2 separate regions of the Homo sapiens genome follow, and region 2 is linked to region 1. Evidence: chromatin contacts called from ENCODE Hi-C data. All regions are on one chromosome and are shown on one strand. The core of a region is the stretch at or near the end of the contact, and the rest is flanking DNA. Distances in the headings are between cores, read along the strand shown. Region 1 overlaps LINC03069 (long intergenic non-protein coding RNA 3069). Region 2 has its middle 130 kb from the start of LINC03069.

Evidence for each region. Hi-C counts contacts between places; a loop is a spot of excess contacts on that map. Pooled maps may share reads with other maps.
Region 2: a loop to region 1 is called in a pooled map, with 2.1 times the contacts of the local background. The contact joins two enhancer-like sites. A Hi-C loop is called at or near these places in 4 of 37 single-sample maps with no recorded cell type and 4 of 50 pooled maps.

The regions. Positions count from the first base shown.
Region 1 is chr18:56,122,931-56,125,630 of GRCh38, reverse strand. All of the region lies in intron 3 of LINC03069 (long intergenic non-protein coding RNA 3069), which reads left to right. The region is part of intron 1 of LINC01539 (long intergenic non-protein coding RNA 1539); the gene reads left to right. Among named protein-coding and RNA genes, the nearest start is that of LINC01539, 13 kb to the left of the region's middle. Within about 2 kb of position 1,275, at least 2 of the 41 ENCODE cell types and tissues checked have a DNase peak (open chromatin) inside an H3K27ac peak, as active enhancers do.
Region 2 is chr18:56,320,254-56,322,953 of GRCh38, reverse strand. No RefSeq gene overlaps it. Among named protein-coding and RNA genes, the nearest start is that of LINC03069, 130 kb to the right of the region's middle. Within about 2 kb of position 1,278, at least 3 of the 41 ENCODE cell types and tissues checked have a DNase peak (open chromatin) inside an H3K27ac peak, as active enhancers do.

The DNA of each region.
Region 1 (2,700 bases), core at 26-2,525:
TCTTTTATACCTGACCCCACTGAGCTGGCTCTCTGATACCTCCCATCCCACCCACAAACTAGGCCACCTACACCCATTATAGTCACAGCTCAGCAATCAGTTCAGAGAATTCACCCCTTCTACCTTCTATCCACAGCTTTAAACCTGTATGCTCCTATCTGGCTTCAGTTTCAGGGCCTGGTATCTCAATTCTTTCTCTGGGACTTCTAGATGGAAAATTCCTGTGAGCAGCCTGTTGGCTTTCGATCTGGCTTCTCCCCAAAGCAAAAGTAGCCTTTCAGATCATCCCTCTTTGTAACAGATACTACAACTCCAGGAGGGCATCGGTGTACCTTTGTGTGAATTAGAAAATGTTGCCCAGCTTCATCTATGTCCCTGCAAAGGACATGATCTCATTACTTTTTATGGCTGCATAGTATCCCATGGTATACATGTACATTTTCTTTAACTAGAAGCCATTATCCGCAGCAAACTAATGCAGGAACAGAAAACCAAATACCACATGTTCTCACTTATAAGTGGAAGCTGAACAATGAGAACACATGGACACAAGGAGGGGAACAACACTTACTGGGGCCTATTGGGGGAGAGCAGGGGTGGGAGAGCATTAGGGAAAAGAGCTGATGCATGTTGGGCTTAATACCTAAGTGACAGGTTGATAGGTGTAGCAGACCACCATGGCACATGTTTACTTATGTAAAAAACCTGCACATCCTGCACATGTACCCCAAAACTTAATTTTTAAAAAGTTGCCCAGAAGGGAGAGCCAACTTAGAAACCCTAGGGCTGCATGGTTCCATGGCCTTTTCTTCAGGTGGACAGCCCTTCCTGCCAGGGCACATGGTTAACGGAGTGGAGCATGGAATGAATCTCAGAAAACCCCCATGTGCCCCCCTTCCCCTCTACGAGGCCCAGGTACCTGTGTGTACCATGCAGACTTCACATCCCTGGGTAAGGGCTCAAAGTCTCAGGTTCCTGGGGCAACTCTTCAGCTCACAATGAAAAGCAGCAAATACAAAGTCTTCCCTCATTCTTCCAAGTGAAATCTGAGTCTTTCCTTTGAACTTAACTAATGAATGTTCTTCCATTAGACATGCTATTTCACATTATGAATTTGTGCGTGCATGTCTGACTCCCAGGGTTATGAGACTTGAGTCATCTGCATATTTCTAAAGCCTTTCATCTACCTATTACTCCTCCAAAAATTCTCTTAAATGAATCAGCCTATGAATATACAGCAGAAAGTTTTAATGAGTCCCCTGGTTCTCTTGATTAGCTCCATTACCGACAATGGTCAACAGAACTACAATTGTGCTAAAGTATTTTTGTTCATCAGGCACATGTTAGGTCAGGAGCATCTGGACAGACCTTTTTGAGGGTAGAAGCTGGAGTCAAGTCTAGACAGGATATCCAGCTGATTGTTTGGTCAGATTTTTGCCAAAAAGGGAGAATGTCTCTTAACTGGCAAGTTAATTAGAAGTAAATCTTTATGCAAGATTAGGGTATAGTTCTTAGAGGAGGACTTAGAGACCACTGGGTTAAATTTTCTTCCTCTTCCTGTGACTTATTATATGTTTCTAATTTTCTTTAAAACTATGGGCCTATAACATCAGAGAAGTTGCTCACTCAGAGCCAAGCATTGAACAAGAGAGGTGTCCAAATCTGCAACTGTTGTGTGCCTCAGTAGCAAGGTTCAGGATTTGCTGCAATGTATGTCTGTGTAAAAATATTACTTCCTTTGAGATGAAGTTCTATTGATAACTTCTCTAGGCTTTACCAATCAAGAAAAAAGGGAAAATCAGTCTTACCATTTGCCTACACAAGGTGCATTCATGGCACATTTGTATCTAATCTGTCTAAACATTTCTCTTGGGTGACAGATAGACTTGTGTGTTTGAATCATGGAGGTCATTATGTGTTCACAGAGCTCTTGCCTCTGGTTCAATCCTCCTGAACTCCCAGTTTTTCCATCACAGTTTTTAAAACAGTTAAACTTGAAGAAAATGCAAATTTCATGGAATATTTTTACTTGTAACCCTCACATCTTTATTCCTGAAAATGGTAAATAAAGAAGGGATAAAAACCAAACAAGAATAAACAGTAACTTCTATAGAAAAGTGTTCATTTAAAATGAAAGTAAACTGCTTCTTAATGTTTCTCAATGGCTAAAACAGTGTCTGGCACGTAGTAAGAAATACAACATATGTATATGAAAGAATGACTCTGATAGGTAGCAATTGAACAGTATTGAACCATGATTATCTAATAATGTGAGCCAATAGCCACCCTTAGAAAAATAGCCTATCAAAATTAAACTATCCCTTTTAGGTCTTATGATGATTATGAATCAGCAAACCCCTATGTCACCTTGACAGTATGAGTCTTTTGGCTCCTGGGTTCAAGAGATTTCAAGTACAGATTAGTCTGCTGATGAAGTCCTAGGCTTCTTATTGGTGAAATTATACAGAAGGAGAAATCACAATAATGATAATGAAAGCTATCCTTGATCTCCTATCATGCACCTGTGACTGTTTAACTCTGAGATACAGGTTTGAATATTCACTTTTATAGGTGAGACTAATTCAGGGAGTTAGGGGCAGAATCTTAATTTGAATCTACATATATCACAGACACAAAACCTGTGTTCTTTCCTCTTTATTCGTATCAACCATCCAAGTTGCTCATTTAAAGGAATCAGGT
Region 2 (2,700 bases), core at 29-2,528, 200 kb before region 1:
AGCATTGTTTTCCAAGGGAAATTTAATAATAAGAGCTGCCATGTGTTTCTGCTTAATTTTGGAAGCCTGTGTTATGCAGTCAAAGATTCTCATTTGAAAATAATTCCTGTCCTTGTTCTTAAAGTACCAGGGAATAAGATTTAAAAAATATGTTGCAGCTCTCAAGTTTATGTTTTGCCTAAAGCCAGGCCGCAATGGGAGATCAAAGTTTAGAGTGCGGTTCTAAAGTTAGAACTACTGCCTTGCAACGTGCTCACAAATGGGGAGCAGGGCCCGGCAGCTGCCTGCCCAGGTCCTCCAGTAATTAGCTCTGGTGCAGGCGGAGGCCCCTGCCCCTCCCCTGGGTAGGTCCTAGGCCTCAGGGCCTCTGTCGCCTGGGAAGCAATCCCTACAAAGACAAGGCAGGCGTGGTATTTTTAGACCACATGTGTGCACTGTACAGGCCTCCTGTGTTCCACAATTTGCGTTTGAGAGGAGTGGGAATCGAACACACTGCTGTGTTTGCTGTCTGCTGGGCCTGTTGTTAGTGGGGGCTATTTGTCAACATGACAGACTCATCTAATAATGTTTGAGGATGGGCAAACTGGGGCATGTTTGTTAGTCTCAAGTTGTCTCTTGTCTCTCTTTAAAAAGGAATGTGTGTGTGTGTTTGTGTGTGTGTGTGTGTGTGTGTGTGTGTATTTTTTTTCTTAAGCCCCAAAGCCCTCCTCCCTTATCAAATCCCTAACATGGCTATTTCACACCTCAGTAGAACTGATTGTAGACTGTCATTTCTTTTTTTAAAATTTATATTTTTGCAGAGATGGGGTCTCGCTATGTTGCCCAGGCTGGCCTCAAACTCCTGGCCTCAAGCGAGCCTCCGCTTTGGCCTCCCAAAATGCTAGGATTACAGGAGTGAGCCCCCGCTGCTTACTGTCATTGCAGCGGCACAGCTCATGAAGGTTGTCTTCATCTCTCTATTTTCACCCTCCTGGAAGTTCTGCTTGCCTATGGTCAGCCGGGCTGAAGGACTCAATTGTAAATTCAAATGTTAGAGTTCAGAAGTCATAGATGTCTAAGTAAGTGGATCTTTATGGAAAAGGTTCCCAGCCCTGCACCACCAAAAATGAACTTGACCCACAACTACACTTTGGCCTAGCCTGAAAATAACACTGAACTTTGGAAAGTTGGCAAATGATGACGGGAAGCCCGAGCCTTTTCCCCTTGGGTGTGATCTGATGGAATCCCACTGACAGCCACGTGCTACAGTGCGTTCCCCGAACTAGTGCCATCGAGGCTTCCTGTTGACTGCTGGTCCCCTGGCAGCTGTTCAAGGAGAAGCATCTGAAACAGCTGTCTATTTTCAGCCTGCCATCTCTTCTCAATTTCAGATAGAGGGTTTTTACACAGAGCCCTGATTTTACAGTGGCTTCTAACTTTGCAGTCCTTGATACACTTTCTTCTGCAGTCGATAACAGGAAAAACAGGTGAACTGCTAAGTTTCGCTCAAGCTGTCCACTTAGCTATTTTTACCCTTGGTAAGCTGAATCAGCTCTCTGTATTCCTTTCCTAGAAGAGAGAAGATCAGTTCCTTTTGAACAAGAGGCAATAGGAGATGCATTCTCCATAGACGTTTTACCACTTCACCCTTGAAGCTTTTGTGCAGTGATTCAGGAGAAACAGACTCCTTTCTGAAAGTGTTCAGAGTTGCAGAACCCCACAGGACAGTCCCACATCTCTCCAGCGGAAATAACCCTGTTAGCCAAAGCCTCTCTCCTGGTGCTGGAAGCCAGGCCTAAACTCCAGTCCCAGATGAGAAATGGCACATTATTTTAATTCCTCTCTGCCTCTTCAAATGCCAGCCCTAAAAGCTGCTCTAGGTAGAGTCCTTTGAGTTGATGGTGAAAAGGGTTAAGATATTCAGGGCTGTTGGTATGGGTTGAATGTATTTTGCATGTGAGGACATGAATTTGGGGGTAGTCAGAGGCCTGAGTGTTATGGGCTGAAGCGTGCTCCTTTCAAATTCATATGTTGAAGTCCAAACTCCCAGCACCTCGGAATATGGCTGTATTTGGAGATAGGGTCTTTAAAGAGGTAATTAAGTTAGAAAAAGATCAGCAGGGTAGGCTGTAATCCAGTATAACTGGTGCCCTTATAAGGAGAGAAGATTAGGATGCAGATGCACACAAACAGAAGACCAGTTGAAGACACAGGGAGAAGACAACCCTCTACAAGCCAAGGAGAGAGGTCTCAGAAGATCCTATCCCTACTGACACCTTAATTTCAGACTTCCAGCCTCCAGAACAATGAGAAAATAAATGTCTGTGTTTAAGCCACTCAGTCTTTGGCACTTTGTTATGGCAGCTCTTGCAGGCTAACACAGATTGTGGTTTGGTACGAGTGTGGTACAAAGCCACATCAGAGAGAGCTATTAGATATCCTCACTCTAAAATATACCTGGATGGGTGTTGGTAGAAGACTGGGACTAGAACCTATTTCATTTGTTATATTTTGTAAACCTACTTGTTTTGGGGAGTCATTTAAAAAAAAAGGAAAAGAGATTGTTGCACCCTAAGGACATGAACTTGTGCAGTTTTTATTGTGGGGGGAAAAAACATGACACTACCAAACTGGCAATTTCTCACAATACCAGGTGCATTACAGATTGGTGTGTGGGCTTTTGTGAATTGGTTGCATATAAATGAGGAACATTTAAATAAA